Regions from separate parts of the Homo sapiens genome. Here region 1 is linked to region 2. Evidence: read pairs that join two places in POLR2A ChIA-PET (ENCODE). Cell type or tissue: PC-9. All regions are shown on one strand.

The links. Peaks named below come from ENCODE experiments on the same cell type or tissue, not always from the same donor. Only the 100,000 strongest peaks of a DNase experiment are listed, where the experiment ranks them.
Region 1: POLR2A ChIA-PET joins it to region 2 with 6 read pairs; 5 of 35 experiments call an interaction of 5 or more read pairs at or near these places.

The regions. Positions count from the first base shown.
Region 1 is chr22:45,810,301-45,815,300 of GRCh38, reverse strand. The region is part of intron 10 of ATXN10 (ataxin 10); the gene reads right to left. Among named protein-coding and RNA genes, the nearest start is that of MIR4762, 52 kb to the right of the region's middle. In PC-9, no CTCF peak of the experiment used is centred here; no DNase peak of the experiment used is centred here.
Region 2 is chr22:45,679,455-45,684,454 of GRCh38, reverse strand. All of the region lies in intron 1 of ATXN10 (ataxin 10), which reads right to left. Among named protein-coding and RNA genes, the nearest start is that of ATXN10, 10 kb to the right of the region's middle. In PC-9, no CTCF peak of the experiment used is centred here; DNase peaks (open chromatin) are centred at 2,934 and 3,384; H3K4me3 peaks cover 2,063 bases; H3K27ac peaks cover 5,000 bases.

The DNA.
Region 1 (5,000 bases), 130 kb before region 2:
TTACCATAGATGAATCCTGCCTGTTCCTGAACTTCAGGTAGATGAACTGTACAGTACATGGTCTTTTTGAATCTGGCTTCTTTCACTCAGTATCATGCTAGTGAGATTCATCCATGTGTTACACATAGCAGTTCACTCCTCTTTACTGCCGTATGGTATTCCATGACATGAACACACCACAATTTAACTACCTATTCCACTACTGCACATCTGGGTTATTTCTACTTTGGGGCTCTGAAGAATAAGGCTGCTGTGAGCATTCTTGCACGTGTCTCCTAATGCAGCAGTCCCCAACCTTTTTGGCACCAGGGACTTGTTTCATGGAAGACAATTTTTCCAGGACGGATGGGGGTGTGTGGTTTCAGATGAAACTGTTCCACCTCAAATCATCAGGCATTAGCTAGATTCTCATAAGGAGCATGCAACCTAGATCCCTCACATGTGCAGCTCACAATAGGGTTCACGCTCCTATGAGAATCTAATGCCGCCACTGATCTGACGGGAGACGGAGCTCAGGTGGTGACTGATGCTCACTCACCTCCTGCTGATCTCACCGGAGACGGAGCTCAGGTGGTGATTGATGCTTGCTCACCTCCAGCTGTGCTGCCCAGTACCAGGTCTGCGGCTGAGGGGATGAGGACTCCTCTTCTAATAAACATGTATCTGCATTTCTCTTTGGGGATATACTAGAGTGGAACTGCTGATTCACAGGATAGCTGTATGTTTAATGTTAGCAGACATTCCCAACCAAAAAGCTTTCCAAAGCAATTCTTCCTATTTACATCCCACCATCATGTATTAGTTCAGGCTGCTTCATATCCTTGCCATCACTGAGTATTGTTGGGGCTTTTAAATTAGCCATTCTGGTGGGGTCTAGTGGTTACTTGTTGTGGATTAAATTTGCATTTCCCTGATGACTACTGATGCTGAATTCATTCCATATGCTTACTAACCATTTGGATTTCTTCTCTTGTGAAGTGGCATGCAAGTCTTGAGTCATTTTTAAAAACTGAATTGTTTCTTTTCCTTGTTGTTTTGTAGAAGTCCTTATCCTCTGTCAGATATATGTAACGCAAACATCGTTTCAAAGTCTTTCTCTTACAGTTAGTGTTTTTAAGTTAGCCTTTGTGTGCCTTAAGAAACGCTTGCCCAATCCAAGATAATAACCAAAGTCATCTGTGATTCTTCTAGAAGCTCTTTTGTTTTACCATTCACACTGAGGTCTATAAATTCAACTAGAATTGACATTTCTGAATGGTGTGAGTTAGGATTCCCAGGTCATGTTTTCCCCACTATGGACATTAAATTGGTCCAGCACCATTTATGAGAAAAACCATCCTTTTCTCAGTGAACTTCAGTGAGGCCTTTGTTGACTGTGGGTGAATCTGTTTCTGGATTCTATTCTGTTCGGTGATATTATTTGAGTTTCACCACTGACCCACAGTGCAATCACAGACGAAAATTTACCTTTCTTATAGGAATGAATAGCTACATAGGATATTTGTACAAAAACACTTATTTGTTGAGAAACTATTTCTGGGCACTTTATAGGCATGATAACATTTCACACTCACTATAACCCTGTTGGGGTAGGTCCCATTCTACAGACAAAGCTAAAACTTAGAGAGATAGAGTGCAATGCTCGGAAATTAAGGGGTGGCAGAACTTGAGTGTGGGTCTGCCTGGCCACAGGACTGATGCCCTTGCCACTGTGCCATTCTTCCTCAACATAGGATTACCGGGAAAACTACTGTTCAGTGATTATTCCTATAAACTCTTACATTTCTGTACAGAAGTGAATTTTGTTTTCTTACAAATTAGGTGTTTCCATTAAAAAAAAAAAAAGAAATGAAGAAAGGAAGAAAAAAGAAAAAAACAAAAAAACCCAAAACAACCCAGTCTGGACTCTCATTCTATCCCTGTCCCCACACCCTCCCCCCAGTAAAAACAATATGAAAAAAAAAAAACAAACCCACATCAAGGACAACCGATCAAAACACAGATCAAAAAAGAATGAAAGAAAAAACACTTCAAATAAAGTTCAGCTGTTTCTATTTGGAAACAACAACAACAAAAAATCCCACAATAAACTGACAAATAAGAAATTGCCTCTGTGGTAGCGGAGCTGGAATTTTCCGATGGCATTGGCTACTGTGTCATTACTGTGGGTGACCCAAAAGTGAGTTGGGCGAGTGAACAGCTGGGCACTAGTTGGGCTCGTGTCCCTGAGGAGGCAGCAGTCAGGGCGGTCCTTCAGAGTTAAGCTTCCCCTTGTAGCTGGTGCCTTTTCCCTGGATTTGGAAATCCCTGGTGGTCTCTAAAAGCTACCTCCAAGAAACGGAAAAGGAACCCTTCCAGCCCCATCCCCTACTGTGGGGCAGTTTTTGCTTCTAATCTGCTCTGACAGGCCAGTTTGGATTTCCTAACCCGTAGGGTGGCCGACAAAAGTGGAATGTTCTATACAGTCCTGACTGCAGATGTCCCATGGGGCACGGGTAGACTCCTATCCAAAGGCATCCCAGGCCTCACTCCTGTCCCAAGAAGGACATTATCCAGAGTGCTCAGAGAAGAGTGGTGGTGTTATTAGTGGATATTCGACACCAGCACTAATTCCTAGTCTCAGCATGCCCAAAATATCTATTGCTTTTTAACACAAAATACTAAAATTAAATTCAATAAAACTTGGATGGTGCTAATTACTAGAAAAATGGGTTAAACCAAATTTTAAATAATATGACTGACAAACCAAGAATACTTAATTTACCCGAGTCAAAGAACTCATGGGAGACATTTCTCTTGAGCTTAGAACCACCCTCTCCCCCCAGATAAATAAATACACACACATGCACACGCACACATACACATATTTCACCAAGCTGCTCTTTGCTCATTTATTTGTTCATTCCTTTTCCCATTCAGGTATCTATCTAAGAAATATTTTTTGGTTATCTACTACATGCAAGACAATGGTATATTTATATTGAGGTGAAACACAGAAAACTTGATCCCTGCCCTTAGGAAGCAATCCAGCGGGTAATCCAGACATAAATGCACACATATTTAACAATAACCTGTGATGAGCTGAAGGAACAGAACAAGTTTTGGCAGGGATCGGAGCGGGTGGCCTATCTCAGCTGGGACTTGAGAGAAAAGACACAGAACGCTGGGTGTGAAGCATGAGGATGACCAAGCCCAGGAGGAGCACAAGCAGAGATGTGCTTGGACAACTGCCTTCACGCAGGAACTGAGATCCTTCTCGGAAACAAAAACGTAGGTGTGCCTGGGGAATGCTGAAGAAGGGGAGAACAGCACTGGATACAAATGAAGAGGACCTTTTAGAATGTGATAGACTAGGCTTATTCTGAGGATGATGGGCCGTCTAGGAGGCTCTGTGAACAGGGGCATGCTTATGCAAGGTGGTGTGGGGAGTGGGAGAATCAGAGAGGAATGATCCAGTTTTGGTTTTCAAAGATCATGACACTGAATGAATGGGGAATCAAAAATCACCTGGACCCAGCAGGAGCAGAAACTGAAAGATGAGTTAGGAAGTCACTGCCGAAGTTCAGGGCCAGCAATGATGCAAGTGTGGACTGGATGGTGGCACTGGGGATAGAGACAATATCATCATTGTGTGAACATCACAGAATGTACTCACATTCTAGGCTATATTACCTAGTAACCTACTACACACCCAGGCGGTATGGTATACCCTACTGCTTCTAGACTATAGAACTGTATAGCATGTAACTGTACTTAATACTGTAGGTGCCTATAATACAATGATAAGTATCTGTGTATCTAAACATAGAAGAGGTACAGTAAAAATACAGTATTACAGCCTTATGGGACCAAGGTTGAATATGGGTCTGTGTTGACCAAAACATTACTATGTAGCACATGACTGTATATACTTTATACAAGAAACACATCTCAGACAGAAAGGTTGAGAATAAAAGGACTGATAAAATTGTACCATGTAAATACCAATCCAAAGCAAGCTAGGATAGCTATATTAATATTAGGCAGAAAATCATTTTTAGAGATAAAGAGGGTCACTTCATAATGATAACAGGACTATTTCTCAGGACCTATCATACACCTTTACTTAAAAACCTTACCTCAAAACATATAAAGGGAAAATTTATGTAATGAAAAAGAAAATTAGATGAATCCATAATCAAAGGTTGACATTTTAAAATACCTCTCTGATAAATCAAAGTAGACAAAAATATCAGTAAAAACATAAAAGTTTTAAATACCACCATTTACAAACTTGACCTAATGTATGTATAAACATTACTATACCCCACTACTGGAAAACAGACATGCTTTTCATGCTCACATAGAATATTTGCAAAAACTGACCATATTACTAGGTCATAAATCAAGTCTCAATAAATTTCATAAGACAGAGGATATCAAGTAGGTGCTATTTGATCACAATGCATTTATACTAGAAATCAAGCTCCAAAAGATAACTGAACAATTCTCAACTGTTTGGAAATGAATTTCTAATAATCCACGAGTCAAAAAAGAAGTTATAATAAAAATTGAAAAACACTTTTAAATGAATGGCAACAAAGTAATACATACAAAAATCCATGCAATGGAGTTCAAGAAGTACACAGAAAAGAGTAAAACTGAAAATTAATAATCCTAAATAAGCGGACAGATATAAGATGTTCTTGGGTTGGAAACTAAGTACTGTATGTCAATTCTCATCAAATTCATTTCAGTCAATGCAATTTCAATGAATAACTCAGTATGTGGGGGCTTTAAATTGTTTTTGTTAGTGGTAAACGAGGTTTTCTGTGTGTGTACAGGTATATACATGTATGTGCATGTGCACACGACCAAATGTGTAGAATTTATACTGATTCTAAAACTTTTATGCAACAATACAAATGACCAAAAATGGTCCTAACACTGTTACAAAAGAAGAGACAAATTGGAAGAACTGACTTATCCTTTATCAAGACATATTGGAAAGCTATAGTAAT
Region 2 (5,000 bases):
ACTCATGGGTCATAAAAAAAACAGGTAGTAGGCCAGATCTGGCCATGGTCTGGCAACCCCTGCTTTAAAGGGCTCCAAACATACCAGTCCTCTCCCCACTCCCCAAAAACCACACACTTCCTCTTTCCCACTGTCCTCATCACATTGAAAATTCATCTTTCATCAGAACAAACGCACTGTGCTAAATGAAAGGAACTAAGGCGGCCAGGCGCAGTGGTTCATATGCCTATAATTCCAGTGCTTTGAGAGGCAGAAGCCAGGAGAGTTCAAGACCTGCCTAACATAGCAAGACCCTATCTCTACAAAAAAAAAAAAAACAAAAAAACTTGTTTTAATTAGCTGGGCTTGATGGTCTGTGCCTCGTAGTCCCAGCTACTTGGGAGCCTGATGCAGAAGGACTGCTTGAACCCAGGAGTTCAAGGCTATGGTGAGCTATGATCACAACACTGCACTCAGGCCTGGGTGACACAGCGAGACCTTGTCTCTAAGAAAACATGAAAAGAGAAGAAAATGAAAGAGAAGCTAAGAAAAGGTGAAATTAGCACAGAGGCAGAAAGTCAACCACTGGAAAAGACAGCCCAAGAGCAGAACTGTGTATACATGGTAACTTGGTAAATGGCATCTATCAATAGCATTAAAGACCTGGGGAAGATGGACTGTGCTCGAAGAGGTGCTGTAACAACTGTTAATCTAAAAAGAAAAAAACTGAATTGGATCCTTACTTACACTACCCAAAAAGTAACTCCAGGTGGATTTAGGAATTACATGGAAGACAAAATTGCAAGGCTTTGGAAGAAAATATAAGGAGAATGTCTTTACATGCTTAGAGAAAGATTTTGTACATAAGATATTATTTAAACCTTATTTTAAAAGTAGTATTTAAGCACAGATCCAAAGAAGGTGAGGGAGCCAACTATGCATCTTGCTGGGAGAAGAGCTTGGACTAGAGGCAAAGGCATACAGAGCACGTCACAGGGAAGTCAGGGCTGGCTTCAATGAACCCCAGTGAGAAAAGAGAAGTGCGACTCAGAGAGACAAGACAGAGCCACCCTGGACAGGCACAGTAGGCCACGGAAGGACGCTGGCTTTTATCCTGATGTGAAGCCATGGAAGGTTCTTTTTTTCGTTTTGTTTTTGAGACAGAGTTTTGCTCTGTTGCCCAGGCTGGAGTGCAGAGGCAGGATCTCAGCTCACTGCAACCCCCGCCTCCCAAGTTCAAGCAATTCTCATGCCTCAGCCTCCCAAGTAGGTAGAATTTCAGGCATGTGCCACCATGCCCAACAAATTTTTGTATTTTTAGTAGAGATGGGGTTTCACCATGTTGGCCAGGCTGGTCTCAAACTCCTGGCCTCAGGTGATCCACCTGCCTTGGCCTCCCAAAGTGCTGGGATGACAGGCGTGAGCCACCGTGCCCGGCCCATGGAAGGTTCTGAGCAGAGGGGTGACATCATCTGACTTACATGTTAAAAGGATCTCTTTGGCTGCTTTGTAAAGAATCAATCTTAAAGGGAGAAAGAGACGACAGCAGGAGACCAGTTAGGGGGCTGTTTTTGGAGCAGAGGGAAAGCAGCAGATACGGTAAACAGAAATCAAATTCTGGATATTTTAAAGATAGAGCCAATAGGACTTGATGATGGATTCTTATGAGGGTGTCTAAAAAAGGGGAGTGAAGGATGACATCAAAACTTTAGCCTGAGCCATAAATTGAAAGATGTATTTATTGTTTACAGAAACAAGAGTACTCTGAGGATATCTGGTGGATGAGAGGATCAGTAGAAATACAAGTAGAATGTGAAGTAGTCAGGTGAATAAACAAGTCTAGCATTCAGGAGAAAAATCTAGCTAAGCCAGGTGCAGTGGCTCATGCCTGTAATCCCAGCACTTTGGGAGGCCAAGGTGGGTGGATCACCTGAGGCCAGGAGTTCAAGACCAGACTGGGCAACATGGTAAGACCCTGTCTCTACAAAAAAAATTTAAAAAATAGCCGGGTGTGGTGGTGGATGCCTGTAGTCTCAGCTACAAGGGAGGCTGGGGTGGAAGAACTGCTTATGCCTGGGAGGTCAGGGCTGCAGATCGTGCCCCTGCACTCCAGCCTGGGTGACAGAGCGAGACCCTGTCTCAAAAAAAAAAACAAAGAAGTCCAGCTAAAGAAAAATGTTAGTCACCAGCAAACGGAAGTTATTAAAGCCACAAGATTGAGTGAGAATACTCTGAAAGTAAATATAGGCAGAAAAGAGAAGAGGTCTGAGGACTGAGTTCTGAGATCCGGGAAGGATTATCACTCAGGGAAATGGAGGGAGAGATTTTTCTTAGTATGGAAAAATTACAGCAGATCTATAAACTGATGAGTGCAATCCAATAGAAAGGGTAAAACTGATGATTTTTAAGGGGGGAGAGAAGAAGACTGCTGGAGCAATGTGTGCAAAAGGCAATGGAATTTAGTGCAAACTTAAGGGGAGCTCATATTCAGAGCAAGATCGCTAATCCACAGACCAGAAGCAAAGGCAGGCTACGGGCACAGATACAAGTAGGTGGGCAGAGAGGGTGATGAGAGTTCCTGGAAATTATCTTCTAGTTGCTCCTATTTTCAGAGAGCTGAGAGTGAGGATGAGGGAGATGGGATGGAGGTTTGAAGAGGGTGGAGCATGAAATACCTGACTCGGGGAGCAGGAGAGTCAAGGGACCAGGGCAAACAGCGGGACTGACAGGTAGCATTAAGGGCCACGTTAGTTAGTGATCAGCAAGTTAAAGTGAGAGCAGTCTGCACGGCTGTATGTTTTTCTCTAGCCTTGTTCAGCTATTTGGGTACTGTCGCAAAGGTAACAAGTTGGATTTGACCAGAGCTGGAGTTTTACCAGGCAAACATAACAAAGTTTAGAGAGGAGGCAGTGGAGTTGAGGATGTACATTAAAAAATGCTCTTATTACTCATCCATGGATCTAAGCCAGATCAAGATGGGAATGTGAACATTAAGAAGGGGAATGAAAAACAAAAGGGGTAGTAAATAGGAAATAGGGTCAAAAGACTGTAGGTCCTGGTGAGGTTAAAGACTTGATGAAGCAAGGGCCCTAAAGAGAAGATAAAACAGGGATTGGGACTCGAGATTGTGGGGGAAGGCAGCTACAGTTATGGATAAAGTCTAAGTAAGGTATGGCAATGTGTGTCTGAGATGGGATGGAGGTCAAGCTCACTAAGGGAGAGAAAGTCAAAGAAATTCGAGGTCAGGATAATGAAAGGAAAATCTATATAAACAATGAAATAACGAAGATTTAAGACAGGAGAAGAAATAGAGTGAAAAGTGAGCCAGGGCTAAACTCTTCAAGGAATGAGGCAGACTGACCCAAAGGTCTCTTTTAACCACAAAAGTGATTAAACAAGGGATACTCTGATGTCATGAGATTAAAAGTTGGAGTGGTCTATGGAGGAAAAAGGTCTGAAAGCAGCAATGACAATCAAGGAGAACTACCACACCTTTGAGCCAAGCATTGTACTGAGTGCAGGAGAGAAAACAGCCTCCCACTTTCAAGAACCCTGGGAAAGGCATGTCCTCAGAGCCATATTTCATTTAGATCAAGAAGATGAATGGATGTTTACAGAAGTTCAGGATACAGGGAATTTTGCTGAGGGCATAGAGAAGGATCTTAAGAACTGGGGAGTCAGAAGAGGATTCATGTAAAAAAACCTTAAAGGGTTCCAGGAACAGTGGCTCACACCTGTAATCGCAATACTATGGGAGGCTGAGGCAGGAGGATCACTTGAGCCCAGGAGTTCAAGACCAGCCTGGGAAACATAGTGAGAGCTAATCTCTACCAAAAAAAAAAAAAATTTTTAATTAGCGGGGCATGGTGGCGCTGTGATGGCACCACTGCACTCCAGCCTAGGTGACACAGTGAGACCCTATCTCAAAAAAACAAAAAAGCCTTAAAGGGATGACAGTTCAGAGAGTAAGAGAAAACCTAGGAGTTTCTCATATAACTTAGAAAATCTGTGTGAATTTCTAGCAAAAACCCTGCTGCAATTTTATTATGAATGGCATTGAATCCACAGGTCAATTTGGGAGGTATTGATGTCTTTGTTATTGAGGTTTCCTATAATACAATGGTGTATCTTACCACTTAAGTCTTTTTAAATGTCTTTTGATAGTTTTATAATATTCTCATTGATGATGATGATGACAATGACACCAACAACGAAAACGCTAACACTTAAACTGTGTCTATTAGGTGCCAGACACTGTTCTAAGCAGTACACAAACTCCTCAATAGCTATAATGAAAGAGCATCCCCCACTTATGGATCATCTCGTTAACTCTAATAACTTCTCTAAGCTTGTGGCCATCACAGGGCCCAGCTCACCCTACTGGTAGTCCCACAGTTCCTTTGCTTTTGAGTGTCATTGCCCACAGTCCAGTGACCAAGCCCTTGGGTCCAGTGACCACTACAAAAGACTGGAAGAATGAAAGAGCTGAGAAACTCTGCTCTGAGGGTACTGGTGGTCACAATCCTAACCTTATTTATTTCGATTGGTTTTATTTATTTCGGCTGGCTCAAACTCTTTCCTGTCTACTTCATGCATTTAAGATAATTGAATGTATGAGGTGGCTCACACTGACCACTTCTGTATTTTGAAGCTGAGTCAGAACACCTTACCAAACAATTCCATGTAGCATTCCAGCTCATGGCATAGGTAAAAATAAAGGAAATTGCCAGCACACTCTAAAATATGCTTTTTATAGTGTAACTTAATTGATGTTCTCTCTCAACAAAGTTGAGCTGAATCATGGTTGAGTCAAAACGCCATATGGCGTCCTCAGCCAAGCTGACGACTCGTGTGGGTTTTTGTTTTTTGGGTTTTTGTGTGTTTTGGTGTAGTTAAAGACACTTGCTGCCCAGAGGCTCAGTAATGTCCGGGGAAAATCCATGTGCGTGTGTATACACAGATGGATAGGTTTATTTTTTACCTCTGTGGTATGTTGACCTCTAAAGTGCTTAATCTATTCA